2 separate regions of the Mus musculus genome follow, and region 2 is linked to region 1. Evidence: chromatin contacts called from ENCODE Hi-C data. All regions are on one chromosome and are shown on one strand. The core of a region is the stretch at or near the end of the contact, and the rest is flanking DNA. Distances in the headings are between cores, read along the strand shown. Region 1 holds the start of Il3ra (interleukin 3 receptor, alpha chain). Region 2 holds the start of Thoc7 (THO complex 7).

Region 1 (7,296 bases), core at 1,230-3,729:
GGGGGTCACGGAGGCGGGGCCTCACCCACCATCATCTGGGGGGAACTGGATGGATCCTGCCACAGCCCTGTCCTTCCCCAGGAAGACGGTGAAGTTGGTCACATGGCAGAGGGAGAGCGACTGGAATGAGCAGCGGGCAAGCCCGGGGTCAGCCTGCGGGGTCACAGAGGTCAGGGGGCAGGGCAGGGTCAGTGTGAGGGGCGGGGTCACCTGGGGTCAACCTGCATGTCGGCGTCAGCAGGGGTCACCCATACTTGGGGTGAGTGGTAGGGCCAGCACTAATTTGCATTAATTTGTATGAACTTGCATAAATTTGAATTTCATTTGAATAAATATCCACAGGCCCTGATCATGGGCTTTGCATAAATCTGCATGGATTTGCATAACATCATGGTTCCATCTGAGTTTATTTGCATAAACCCAGATGACATCATGTTCTAGCCTTCATAAATTTGCCTAACTCCACCTGGGGTGGGTGGGTCCTGAAGTCTCAGCTCTGCTGGACCAAATTTGCATACACCCAGATGACATCATAGGTTTTCTCCCCCTGCTCATCTCTGCATAAATTTGCACAAGAAGTGACTGGGCAGAGCCTGAAGTGACTGACAGGCAGAAGAGGAAGCAGAGGGCAGGGCCGGATGGGTGGTAGGGGCGGAGTCTGGAATGATTGGCATGGTGAGAAGTTTGTGCTGGGGGCAGGAATAAGACTGGAAGTGGGCATGGCAAGGCATGGAATGCTGGTGGGCGTGGCAGGAAGTGACTGGTGGGTGGGGCCTAGAGTGACTCACAGCAGAAAGTGGGCATGGCCAGGATGACGGACAGTGTGGAGATCCCTACCCACCCAAGCCCCACACCCTGGATGACTGACAGCCAACTCCGCCCACCAACCAGGGCTTGCCCCTCACCCAGACAAAGATGTCCCTGCCCTTCCTGCAAAAAGCCCCTGTCGTGATGTCAGCGCCGGGGGCGGGGTCCCAGCTCAGTGTGTAGTGGGCGGGGTCGATATGCAGGTTCTGGATGGGCGTGGTCACAGCAGTGGGTGGAGCCTCACGGACCGCAGCTGTTGTCAAGGGGAGGTGGGGTGGGGCTTGAGTGACAGGTGACATCATCCACAGTTGTGGGAGGTGCCTGGGCTTTGATTGACACCATTCTCCGTGACAGGAAGTGAGGGGGTGGAAAAGAAAGGAAGTGGGCGGGACTTAGGCTTTGATTGACACCCAGATGACATGAGAGGCAAGTGACATGTCCCTAGGTGACATCATTGGTCCCCTATGACAGAAAGCGATGGGGCGGGGCCTCTCTTAGTGATGTCTTCGACCAGGATGATGATGGCATCCACCATCAGTGGGCGTGGCCTGAGCCTTGATTGACAAGGGGGGGTGCAGAGATGACTTCATTCGCCATGACAGGAAGTTAGTGGGCAGGGCTTGAGCTGAGATTGACACCCGGAGCTGGGACAGGCCAACAAGAAGGGAAGAGCTTAGGGGGCGGGATTTGGGTTTTGATTGACATCTGGGGGTGAGAATGACATCATCCTTCGTGACAGGAAGTAAGGTTTGGGAGAGGAAGCAAAGGGGTGGGACCAGAGCTCTGATTGACACCTGGATGAAGTCACAGAACAGGACAGGAACCGGGTGGATGGGGCATTGGGTGACTGACAGGTGACACCATCCTTCGCCAGGGGGCTGGGCCTGAGTCTTGTGAGACACCCGGGGGTGGGGCCCCGACCGACAGGAAGTGGGGGGCGTGGCCCGAGCATAGGCCCTGCCCCATGAAGACACCTACCCAGATCTGAAGAGTGGGATGCCAGGAGCCCCAGGATGAGCCACAGGTTGGCGGCCATGATAGGAGGGCGGGGCTGGAGCCTCGGAGGCCTGGGGGCGGGGCCGGGGCGTGAGGGGCGGGGCCGGGGCGCAAGCGGACTCCACCTCCTGATCCCGACCCCTTCACGATGCTTCTGGTTCCTGTCATGGTCCATTGCGGTCATTCCCCTGCCTCAGCTGCTCACTCGCGGTTATCCCCCTGCCTCAGCTTCACTGTCCCCAGTGTCACATCGCGAGGCAGGGGTATGGGTATGCCCAGGAGTGAACAGCATGAGGCAGGAGCATGTCCATCAGTGCAGATGACAAGGCAGAGGGATGGCAGCGGTGACCGGAAGCAGAAACGGAGGCTGGAGGATGCTGGCAAGTGAGCGGAAGGAGGGACGGAGTCAGGGAGACGCCCGCGAGTAAACAGTGTGAGGCAGGGGGATGACCACGAGTTAGTTTCTGAGGCAGGGGGATAATCACGATGGACACAGAAAAGCAGAGAGGGAGGGAGCGACGGCTGGGGAATGCCTGTGAGTGAGGATCTGAGGCCAGGAATGATGGCAGTGAGCAGAAGGAAGGACGGAGGCAGGGGGATGACCGCCGAGGCCCCGCCCCCTGACCCCGCCCACCCCCGCCCACCCCGCGGACCGGACCTGAGTGGCGCCCACGGCGCTGGCGGCGTCCGTTCCTGTCCTCGGGGGTCTGGGGGTCGGAACTGCTTACAGGGCAGAGGACTGCGACCCTGCCCGTGACCCCAGAGGCCCCGCCCCGCCCCGACCGCGCCCATGGTCCCGAGATTGAGCAACTTCCTGAGATAGTGGGGGCGGGGCGGGGCCTCGGGAGTCACGCGGGAGGGATGGACGGAGCTGAGGCGGGAGGATGACCGCGATTGCGGGTGATGGGCGGCCACGGCCACGCCGGCCGCGTCATCGCGTTCGTTTATTAAAAAAAAAAAATGAAACTGGAAGTCGTTCCCGTCAGTCACGGGCGAGCGGGCGTGACGTCCTGCCGCAGACAGGAAGTCGCTCTCCTGTCATCCGTTGCAACTGTACTCGCAGTCATCCCCCTGCCTCAGCTCTTTCGTTACTCACGGGAATCCCCCTGCCTCACTCACACCCGCAGTCACTGACAGCTGCCATCATACCCCTGCTTTGTAGCGGTTGTTCACTACCTGCCATCCTCCTGCCTCAGCTCTGCCTCATGCCTGAAGGCATCCCATTGAGACCCACGGAACTTAACTTGTGAGCGGACCCTGCCCTGTCTTCATCCCCCCCCCCCCCCACACACTCTGTGAGAGCAGAGCTCACAGCGGACGTCACAGCTGTGCTTAGGAGGCCGCCCCACCCGGCCCACGCGCACAGAGCTTTGCACACCGCCCCCTCCATAGTGACCGCAGGGTCAGGATAGGCCGGGGATGCCTCACAGGCCGCCTTATTTCCGTTTCCGTTTTTGTTAATGCGGGGGCGCGCGCGCAGCGGAGACGCAGGGGGCGGGGCAGAGGCGCAGAATTTGTCCTGTGCTGCAGTGAAGCTGCTGTTGCCGCCATCCTGGCCACCGCGTCACGTGACCTTTCCTGATCCGAGTCCCGGGGTTGGTGCCCCCTGCAGGACGACGCGTGCGTCCGCTGAAAGTAGCCCTTTGCTGATCCTCACAGCTCTGCCTTAAAAATGAACCTGGGGTGGAGTGAGGTGGGGTGGGGTGGGGTGGGGTTGGGGGGAGGGGGAGAGGGAGAGGCTGGATGGACGAACGGTCGGTGGCTCAGCAGGTAAGACAGACGCTAAGACAGACGGGTACCAGCACAGTGGGGTCTTCATCCCCATGACAGCCTGGCCCTGTGGGGACGACTATGCCTGTGACAGCCTGGTTGTGTGGGAGGACCAGGACAGACTTTGGAGCTTCAGGCCAGAAGATGCATTCCGTGTTAACAGCTCTGTGGGATGTTAGATAATGATGAGAACAGTGCAGACGATGGAGGCCTGGCTTGTGAAATTTCAGAGGGAAAGTTAAAGACTCTTTTCAGGACCATTGTTACTCTTTTCAGGACCATTATGAAGATTCTGTGGTTCTGGTTAGCTGCGGCTGAAGAATCAGCTGTGATTAACAAGATACCAGAACTACTAAAGCAAAAATTTTGCATTACTGGGACTATTGATGCTGGTTAGCTGGAGCTAAGAAATTAGCAGTGATTAAGAAGAGACCAGCATCGTTGAGGTGACATCTTCTGGGAAGTGTTTTCTGAAAGCACAGAGGTTGTGTTCCAGAAATAGCCAAGGTTGTACCTCGTGCTGAACCTGGACTTAGTAATGTGTAAGAGTCACTCAGGTGGTACTGGTTTTGAAGGAATGAAGTGGTCACGCAAAGCAGCTGAGCCTTGGCACCATGAGAGGCCATGGAAGGCCATTGGTGAGGTGCAGCCTCAGTTGCAAAAGACGCCCCAGGACTGAAGAGATCATGCAGTGTTTTGGAGATTCTAGGACCATGAGATGACCACCAAGACCAGCAGCAGTGGAGTACAGGCGGCTGGAGCCTAGAAGGGCAAGGCTGAAGAAGTGACCTAAGCCCTTGGAGGAGCCCAGAAGATCGTGAGTTGGATCCCAGACACTGGACAATTGGAGATTAAATTTTGCTTTTGATTGTGACTGTGCCCTGGTATTTTTTGCTCTTGAAGGAAGTACTTTGGATTTTAAAAGATATTGTGTCTCAGTCGGGGTTTCTGTTCTGCACAAACATCATGACCAAGAAACAAGTTGGGGAGGAAAGCGTTTATTCAGCTTACACTTCCACATTACTGTTCATCACCAAGGAAGTCAGGACTGGAACTCTAGCAGGTCAGGAAGCAGAAAATGATGCAGAGGTCATGGAGGGATGTTCCTTACTGGCTTGTTTCCCCTGGCTTGCTCAGCCTGCTCTCTTATAGAACCAAGACTACCAGCCCAGAGATGGTCCCACCCACAAGGGGCCTTTCCCCCTTGATCACTAATTGAGAAAATGCCTTACAGTTGTATCTCATGGAGGCATTTCCTCAACTGAAGCTCTGTTCTCTGTGATAACTCCTGCTGTGTCAAGTTGACACAAAACCAGCCAGTAAATATTGTATATTTTAAAGGATTGAACTTTTAATATGTAAAGACTATGGGACTTTTAAAGTTGTTTAGATCTTGGGGATGACTAAGAAACTAAGGGATGGATCTTGGTTCCCGGATCCCTAAAGACTAGTCTGCTCAGGTGAGAGTGCAGACTACAGAAGCTACACAGCTTCTGGGACAGGCAGAAGTGACACAGCTTCTGGGGCAGACCCCATTTCAGGCTCCAGACATCCAATACCTTCCCTGCAAGAGGACAGGTGTCTGCCCTGCCTGGGAGGGCTTTGCCGGAGCACCTGGGAGAGCCATCTTGGTTCCCAGATCCCTCAGGGACTAGTCTATGCAGGTGAGAGTGCGGACTACAGAGCTACACACCTTCTGGGACAGGCCCTGTTTCAGGCCTTCATCTTCTGCCAGGAGGCAGGTCCGAATGCCAGATATCTGTGCACCTTCCCTGCAAGAGGAGAGCTTGCCTGCAGAGAGTACTCTGACCACTGAAACTCAGGAGAGAGCTAGTCTCCCAGGTCAGCTGACAGAGGCTAACAGAATCACAGGAGGAACAAGCTTCAACCAGAGACAACTATAACAACTAACTCCAGAGATTACCAGATGGCGAAAGGCAAACGTAAGAATCTTACTAACAGAAACCAAGACCACTCACCATCATCAGAACCCAGCACTCCCACCTCAGCCAGTCCTGGATACCCCAACACACCGGAAAAGCTAGACCCAGATTTAAAAGCATATCTCATGATGATGGCAGAGGACATCAGGAAGGACTTTAATAACTCACTTAAAGAAATACAGGAGAACAAAGCTAAAGAGTTAAAGTCCTTAAAGAAAAACAGGAAAACACAACCAAACAGGTGATGGAAATGAACAAAACCATACTAGACCCAAAAGGGGAAGTAGATACAATAAAGAAAACCCAAAGTGAGGCAACACTGGAGATAGAAACCCTAGGGAAAAAAGATCTGGAAACATAGATGGGTGCATCAGCAACAGAATACAAGAGATGGAAGAGAGAATCTCAGGTGCAGAAGATCCCATAGAGAACATAGGCACAACAATCAAAGAAAATGCAAAATGACAAAAGATCCTAACTCAAAATATCCAGGAAATCCAGGACACAATGAGAAGACCAAACCTACGGATAACAGGAGTAGATGAGAATGAAGATTTTCAACTTAAAGGGTCAGCAAATATCTTCAGCAAAATTATAGAAGAAAACTTCCCAAACCTAAAGAAAGAGATACCCATGAATATACAAGAAGCCTACAAAACTCCAAATAGAGTGGACCAGAAAAGAAATTCCTCCCAACACATAATAATCAGAACAACAACTGCACTAAATAAAGTTAGAATATGAAAAGCAGTAAGGGGAAAAGGTCAAGTAACATATAAAGGCAGGCCTATTAGAATTTCTCCAGACTTTTCATCAGAGACTATGAAAGCCAGAAGATCCTGGACAAGATGTTACACAGACACGAAGAGAACAGAAATGCCAGCCCAGGCTACTATACCCAACAAAACTCTCAGTTACCATAGATGGAGAAATCAAAGTATTCCATGACAAAAAACAAATTCACACAATATCTTTCTATGAATTCAGCCCTTCAAAGGATAATAACAAAAAAAGCAAAAAACAAAAAACAAACAAACAAACAAACAAACAAAAAACAAGGACAGAAAGTACATCCTAGAAAAAAGCAAGAAAGTAATCCTTCAACCAAACTAAAAGAAGATAGCCACAAGAACATAATGCCAACTCTAACAACAGAAATAATAGGAAGTGACAATTACTTTTCATTAATATATCTTAATATCAATGGACTCAATTCCCCCAATAAAAGACATAGACTAACAGACTGGCTACACAAACAGGACCCAACATTTTGCTGCTTACAGGAAACACATCTCAGGGAAAAAGACAGACACTACCTCAGAGTGAAAGGCTAGAAAACAATTTTCCAAGCAAATGGTCTGAAGAAACAAGCTGGAGTAGCCATTCTAATATTGAATAAAATCGACTTCCATCCCAAACTCACCAAAAAAGACAAGGAGGGGCACTTCATACTCATCAAAGGTAAAATCTTCCAAGAGGAACTCTCAATTCTGAATATCTATGCTCCAAATGCAAGAGCAGCCACATTCATTAAAGAAACTTTAGTAAAGCTCAAAGCACACATTGCACCTGACATAATAATAGTGGGAGACTTCAACACACCACTTTCATCAATGAACAGATCATGGAAACAGAAACTAAACAGGGACACAGTGAAACTAACAGAAGTTATGAAACAAATGGATATACCAGATATCTACAGAACATTTTATCCTAAAACAAAAGGATATATCTTCTTCTCAGCACCTCATGGTACCTTCTCCAAAATCGACCACATAAT
Region 2 (7,296 bases), core at 1,475-3,974, 390 kb after region 1:
TTAAAAATTAAAAAAAAAAAAAGACTGGCCTATCTATGGTACAATTTCTTGACTGCTGATTGATGTGGGAGGGTCCATGTCATTGTGGGTGGCACCACTTCTGGGCAGGTGTCTTGAAATGTTTCTCACAGCATGAGAAACCCTAGCTATGACACAAAAAAAATAGGCCAAACCATTGGTTCTCTCATCAGTCTTTATATTTTCAGGAGGGAAATGTTAAATAAATACACTAACTTCCTTAACTAATATCTCATGTTCTTAAAAAGAAGGAACTAGTGACTGCAGTAAACAGTTAAAACTAACGTCTGCATGTTCAAGTCAGTCCTCCAGTAGCTTAAAACACACTCCATCACCATTCTGTGTTTCTGCCTCTCAAGATCCATGCTCCCACCCCCAAAAAAGAAAAAGAAGAAGCCTGAGTACAGCAGAGGGCTTGAGTCCACCCCACTTTAACATCAGCCACAGCTTAGCAAATAAAAACATCATTTCTATAAAGTTCATTGCAAGGTGTTCTCTCAACACACATCATATAATAAACACATATCATATAATCAACACATATCATATAATCAACACATATCATATAATAAACAGAATTCTCAGGTGTTCAACTTATACATTCTTGTCTATGCAATAATAAATTCAATTATACGGCTTTAAGAAAACTCCAAAGACTTCCAAAGGCTCAGACATATCCTACTACTTGGTCTCCCATTACCTGAGCCAATAATCTTCAGGAATGTTCAATTTCAAATATACTCCAAGTCTTTTTTAAAAAAAATTTTAGCCCTGCCTAAGAAAACTGTGAGCAACCAAAGAAACTTATGAAAGGGGTCTGTGACAACCTGACATGCTATCTCACAGAAGCTTATAGAAGGCAGTGCTAGTTTCCCATGAAAACATTAACAATTATTTGCTGTCATTACATAACTGTTTCCAAGTCAGCAAGATGCTGATAAAATCAAGAAATGCTCTTACAAAGTATCCTTTCACTACTTGGCAGTTTTCTTGTAAACAAGAAGTCTCCCTAGCAAAGTCTTACCCAGAACACAGAAATGATCAGGTGATGTTCCATTTACAGTGTTTAGAGGTACTTACGAATTAATTGGATTTGGTTTGGTTAGGTTAGGTTTGGTTTGGGATTCTGTTGTTTGGTGCTTGTGGGGGTGGGGGGGCGGGCCGGGGAAGGAGGTCGGTGTGCCTATGTAGCCCAGCTGGCCAAAAATTCAATGTTCAGACCCAGATTAGCTTCAATTCACAAACCTGCCAGCCCAGATAGGCTACCACACACCACCCCGCTGAATTTAAGATTAATATTACCCTCCTTCCTACGCCAAGGAAATGAACATGGTCCAAAGTCCAAGTTAGGAGGAGCCTTTAGACCAGTACTCTTTCAAAAAGTCAGCGAGCAGTTCCACATTTGGAAGAGGTCATTTATGCTTCAAAATCTTCATTCAGGGTAATTTCTGCCTTTGTGACAAAAGTAGATACTGTATTTGACCCATACATAGTTCTGCCTAGAGGTTAAAAACCACCTCCCTTGAATGATCCCAAGTCTTCCGCTAGAAAGAACTGAGGGAACACAGGGCCGATGCATGGATCCCACTTAAGAAATCTCAACAACCAAAAAATGACCCCACACCATTGCCTTATGCAGGATCTGAAGGTTCAAGGGATTGGGATCATGAAAACTGATAAACAAAAACCTGGGTTATAAAGTCAAACTCTACCCTGTTGGAGGTCAAATCAACTCTCAACAGGAACATGGTTCCACTAGGAGAACATTCCTCAATGTTGAATCAAAATGATTTTTTGTTTTGTTTTGTTTTGTTTTGTTTTTTTGTTTTGTTTTGTTTTGTTTTTTGTTTTTCGAGACAGGGTTTCTCTGTGTAGCCCTGGCTGTCCTGGAACTCACTTTGTAGACCAGACTGGCCTCGACTGCCTGCCTCTGCCTTCCAAGTGCTGGGACTAAAGGCGAGCGCATTCACTGCCCGACTCCCCCCCCCCCCCCGGGAGGGGGGTGGTTTATTTCATTTTTCAGAAGAGATGACACTATAACCTGCAGTGTGTTCTAGAAATGTGTACTCCGCACCCCCAAGTAATGTGTTTGCAATGAGCAGCACCCCCACCCCCAACACCTACTTTCAACTTCCCTTTAAGAAGCAGTTTTTGAAAAGCAAAGTTAGTATGAAAATGAAGGCACCCCATCTGGATTCCAGCAGCGAGGGAGAACTGGATGAGAGGTGAGAACCGGAGGGACCTGAGCCCTGGGTCCTGAGTGACGCTCCCCAGACAGGTGACCAAGTTTCTTTCCCCCGCTTCGCCAGCACCCGCCAGAGCTCAGGAAGGGAGGATGGCTTGCCGCGCCCGCCTCAAGAATACGGGTTCGAGACCCACGGCGGCAGTGGCCGCGCCCCCGTCCCACCGGAGCGCACGGTCGGGGCAGCCCGGGACAGAGGTCACCTGGAGCGTCAGGCGCGGAGCCCCGCGAGCGCGCGCAGCCCGAAGCTCACCTGGCGGCTGGCCGCGGCCTCCAGGGCGGCCTGTGGGCGCGGGCAGGGCGGGACGGCGGTGTCCCCGGGCCCAGCCGCCGCCGCCCGCCCTCCCGCCGCCCGTCTCGCCCTTCACCCGCCGGCCGCTCCGCGCCCCAGGAGAGCGGCGAGCGCGGGTCCGCGGCGGCGCGGCGCGCGCGCCGGCGCGACTCAAAAGTCGGAGAGGGCGGCGGGCGCCGCCGCCTCCTCCTCCATGACTGTTTACCCGGCTGCATTGTGGGAGTTTGACCTTCGCCGCCAACCGCCGCCTCAGCTCGGCCGCCGCCGCCGCCGCGCACGCCATGGGAGCCGTGACTGACGGTGAGGCCTCGGCGGGTGCGGGGACGCGGGGCAGCGCCGGGATCCGGGCCGTCTGGGGTGGGGGGCTCCCGGGGCGGTGCGCGGCGGGGAGAGGCGCAGGGCGGCTCGCTCGGCCCGGGCGATGCAGTGCCCCGAGGGGGCCGCCTGGGGGGCTTCCCGGGCCGGGCTGGGTCGGGCCCACGGGCAGCGCGGCGGGCCCCAGGGAGCGCAGGAGCTCGGAGGGCGGTGGAGTGAGGACCCCGAGCTGGGGACGGCGGCTAAGAGGAACAGGGGTGTCTGGAGGGCCGGTCGGGAAGTGTATCTGGGCGACTTACAAGGTAAGGCGCCAGCATGGGAAGAGGCCGGCGGCTTGGACCGCGGCAACAAAAGGAAGGCATGTTGGAGCGGGTGAGTTGTTGGCCTGAGTGGATTAGGAGTGATGGATGGTGGACAGTAGATGTCTGTGGGCTGAGAGCAGAAATAAGAGCGCGTTTGGGAGAAGGATGGACTGACACGATAGGCAACTGGAGCAGGAACTGAGAAGGTACCCGCTTTGGTAGAAAGGTTCCGGTGGCTTGATGTTGTTTGATGGGCTGATCAATAGCTATGGATCCCAGTGGAGAAACAGGGGACTTCCAGAAATGAACAACGATCGGCCCAAATTTGAGGACGGGCCGAGGAAATACCGATGTGGGTATAAATAAAGGCCTCGGAACTTGGTAGGGGGGATTTTAACCTTGGTTTTGTTTTTTTTTAATTCGAGTTTAATTTATTCAGGAAGTACTTAGCTTACTTCTAGGCAATACTTTACTGAACACGTTTGATACCCAGAAGCAGCAGGTAAAGGTGTTTCCTCTTATACGTCTGCAGTGGCTGTAAACATTAAAAATTGGTAGGGTGGCTGTGTGTGTGTGTGTGTGTGTGTGTGTGCGCGCGCGCGCGCCTGCCTGCCTCTCTTTGAGCTGTCTCTGCCTCCCTCCCTCCCCCAGGCAGGCCACCCTACTAGAGTGGCAGTCAGAGGACACTTGCTGAAGTCACTTCTTCACTTCCACCAGATGGGTCCTGGGAATTGAACTGAGGTGGTCTTTCTACTGGTGATTAGAAAACTTGACAAATTTGCTTTCCCCCTTCCTTTGAAGGGTAAATAGGTGTTTTAAAACTGGAATTACAAGTGACCAACCACTTGCCAAAATGATGAAAGAAATTCAAGATGGCATATAGAACTTAGAAAACTTTACACCATGAAATTTCCAAGATCAGGAAAAGCCAGTGAAAGGGTTTTTGTTGTTATTTGGTTTGGTTTTGAGACAAGGTCTTGCCAGGCAGTGGTGGTGCACACCTTTAATCCCAGTACTAGGGATGCAGAGGCAGGCGGATTTCTGAGTTCTAGGCCAGCCTACACAGAGAAACCCTGTTTCAAAAAAACAAAAAGAAAGAAAAAAAAAAGATAGAAAAAAAGAGACAAGGTCTTTCTATGTAGCTCTAGCTGTCCTGGAACTCACAGAGATTCCCCCTGCTTCTGCCTCCTGGGTGCTGGGACAAAAGGCACATGTCACAGCGTCCAGTCATTGAAAGTTTTAAACTGTTACTGTGATGTGATCACATTTGCTTTTATTTAATTAACTGACGCCTTTGTTTGCAATGCTGAGAGTAGAACCCATAGTCCTGTTCATTAGAAAACTGTTTTACATCCTGATCCAAATCTTCAGCACCAGATGTGCGTTTACAATTCACAGACCCATTCTACTCTTTGGAGAATATTGAGGAAATGGGAAGGGGGTTGCAGACATCACTCTCTCTTTCACTAACATTTATATAATATTTTGCAGCATGTGTTGCACAGTGTTCTAGTTATCCCCATTTTATAGATGAATCCAGTACCCAAAGGAATTAAATAACAGAGTTTCAGTGAGTTAAAAACCAACAGAGTCTAGAAGAGTATTCAGTCCTGTGGGGCTGAAGAAGGTGCAGGTAGTAGTGAACTGGTATGTAGGTACTGGGATTGAGCTCAGTCCCCGTGGGAGAACAGCCGGATGCTCTTAACTGCTGAGGCCGATTTCAGCCCAGCTAGCGTGGTCTGATTTTAGCCCCTTCTGTAGTGGGTTAGTGGAAGGTAAGGGGGTCTTTGATCAATATGACAAAACTCCAACTGAGGGAATTCAAAAAGTGAACAGAACTCATAGAGAATGTCAGGACTGCTCAGATGCGGGAGCTCAGAGGTTATCTTAGGTTTCTGACTTGGACGATTCTGTGCCTTGCTCCAAAAGAGGACTGGATTCTGCTGGTGAGAGAAGGAAACTTGAGCCCCTAGTCCTTGGAGGCCAGAGGAAGCCCCACTTTACATTTACAAGCTTCTCCCCTTTGTGGAGGTTACCCAGCTTCTTTGAGACTCAATTTTCTGCATTGATGAAGAAACAATAAAAGCTACCTTGGAGTGGTGTTTTGAAAATGAAATGTAGTAAAAGTTATAAAGGACTTTGTACTGAATCAAATACATACTAAAGTTTAGTAAATATTCCTAAACACAGAAGTTGTTTGCTAACCTCTTTCCACTTCTCTATGTAACCTCTTTCCACTTCTCTATGGAGAAGTGTGTCTCTATTAAGTGCCCCTTCCTTTGCTTTGGGGGAAGAAAATTGAACTGCAGTCAGTTTTAAATAAGCCATCAGCAAATATGAGGTGCAAGGTTCAGGGGAAGGTTAGAGGGAGAGATGCTGGAACATAGATATCAGTAACATGTGTGTCACTATGTGTATATGCATGTTACTAGGGGTTGAACCAAGAGCCCTTTGCATGCTAAGCAAGTAATCTACCACTGAGCTAAGCCACATCCCCAGCACTGGGCATCATAGGTGAGAAAATGGAATGGACTGATAAAGAGCCAGTCAAATTCTACCTCCTCTGAGGTGTATGTCCTTCTAACTAGACACCTCAGTGTGCTGAATGGGTGCTAATTCTACACCAAAAGTGCAAGGCTTCCCATTCTCAGAATTCACTCACATCTTGTGTACAAATTGCTCACACCTTTTGTACGAGTAATTGTTGCTGTGATAATGAAAATAAGTGCTAGTCTTTGTTAGTGTTTAATTGAGTTGATCTTAATTTAATTGATCTTTAGAAGACCTCTGTAGGCATCAAACCCAATTACAAAATAGTGCAGTCAGTCTGGGTGTGGTGACTCACGCCTCCTATCCCAGCACTCCAGACGTAAAGGCTGAATGGTGTCTGTGAGTTCAAGGGCCACCAAGACGACACAGAGAGACTCTGGTCAGTCAGTCATGGTACCTCAGCCCTGTAACAGCCATTAGGAGACTAAGGCAGAGCCAGGATAGTCCGAGCTACCAGAGGAGGTTAAGTTGGTTGGGGCTATTGATTTGGTTTATTTGACTTGTGCACATTTTGCAAAACCTTTATAAATAGTAATACTACATTCTTATGTAATGATGCACAGAACTTAAAGTGTACAGCTGGCATGGTCACAAAGCATAGTTTAAATATTTTTAGTTACCAGACTTAATATTGGAGGTATTTAGTCCCTCTCTGTTTCCTTCTGCATTTATGTTTGACATCCCAGGTGGGTGATGAGAACTGGACTCGGGTCCTCAGGAAGAGCAGTGAGCATTCTTAACCACTGAACTGTCTCCAGCCCAAGGTGTGCCTTTCCTTCCAGCACTTGACAGACCGAAGCAGACAACTTCTGGGAGTTTGAAGCCAGCAAATTTCAGGGCAAGACCTTGTCCCAAAATGTGTGTGTGACAGAAGTGTGTGTGAGAGTGTGTGTGTGTGTACTCAGAAATTCTGCATTTTAATCTCTTTAAGGACTATGTCTTATTTACCTTGATCTCTTCAAGTTGTTTGGTAATTAAAGCTTGAAAACATTAGTATTTTTAAAACACATTTAGATGATCAGATAAATCTGTACTTTGAACAACGTTTCAAAGAAAGCTATTCTAAAGGTTTCTGCTAAGGGTGTCCTTTGGGCCTGTCCCCACTGCACTCGTGCTTACACCCTTATGCTTTCACAGTGGAGCTCTTGTCAGAGACTTTGCTGTTGACGCATGGAGGATCTCCAGGAGTATTCATCCTTTACATTTGTATTCAAAGCATAATGAACTGAGTTTAAAAGAACGTGAAAACCCAGAAGGTAAACAAAAATGATAAAACAGTATCTAAGAAAATCATCTCTCATTTCCATCTGTAATCTGCTTATCAGAAACAATCATTAATATTGTTCATTACCTGTGATTATCTCCAGAGATATTTTCTGAATTTTTTTTTTCTACACATTGGACAACATCCTCTGCTTCTCAGAAGTTACTTTAATTATCTAAAGAGGTTGTTTTGGCATTATCCTCCTAATATTATTTGAATGCATCATAATTTAACAAGCCTCAATGTTTAGGTCTGTAGTCATTGTACTGCAAACAACACTGCTAAAAACATCTCTTTACTTGACTCTAGCTGC

Evidence for each region. Hi-C counts contacts between places; a loop is a spot of excess contacts on that map.
Region 2: a map of T-helper 1 cell shows a loop between it and region 1 (3-fold over the local background). The contact joins the promoter of Thoc7 here to the promoter of Il3ra in region 1. A Hi-C loop is called at or near these places in 2 of 37 maps with a recorded cell type or tissue (T-helper 1 cell and T-helper 17 cell).

The regions. Positions count from the first base shown.
Region 1 is chr14:14,341,678-14,348,973 of GRCm38, reverse strand. Il3ra (interleukin 3 receptor, alpha chain) reads right to left here and starts at 2,479. Exons shown (of 12, transcript NM_008369.1): 1 at 2,462-2,479; 2 at 1,786-1,964; 3 at 906-1,060; 4 at 30-153. The coding sequence starts at 1,843.
Region 2 is chr14:13,956,741-13,964,036 of GRCm38, reverse strand. Thoc7 (THO complex 7) reads left to right here and starts at 2,724. Exons shown (of 8, transcript NM_025435.3): 1 at 2,724-2,852. The coding sequence starts at 2,834. It also overlaps a transcript of Atxn7 not described here.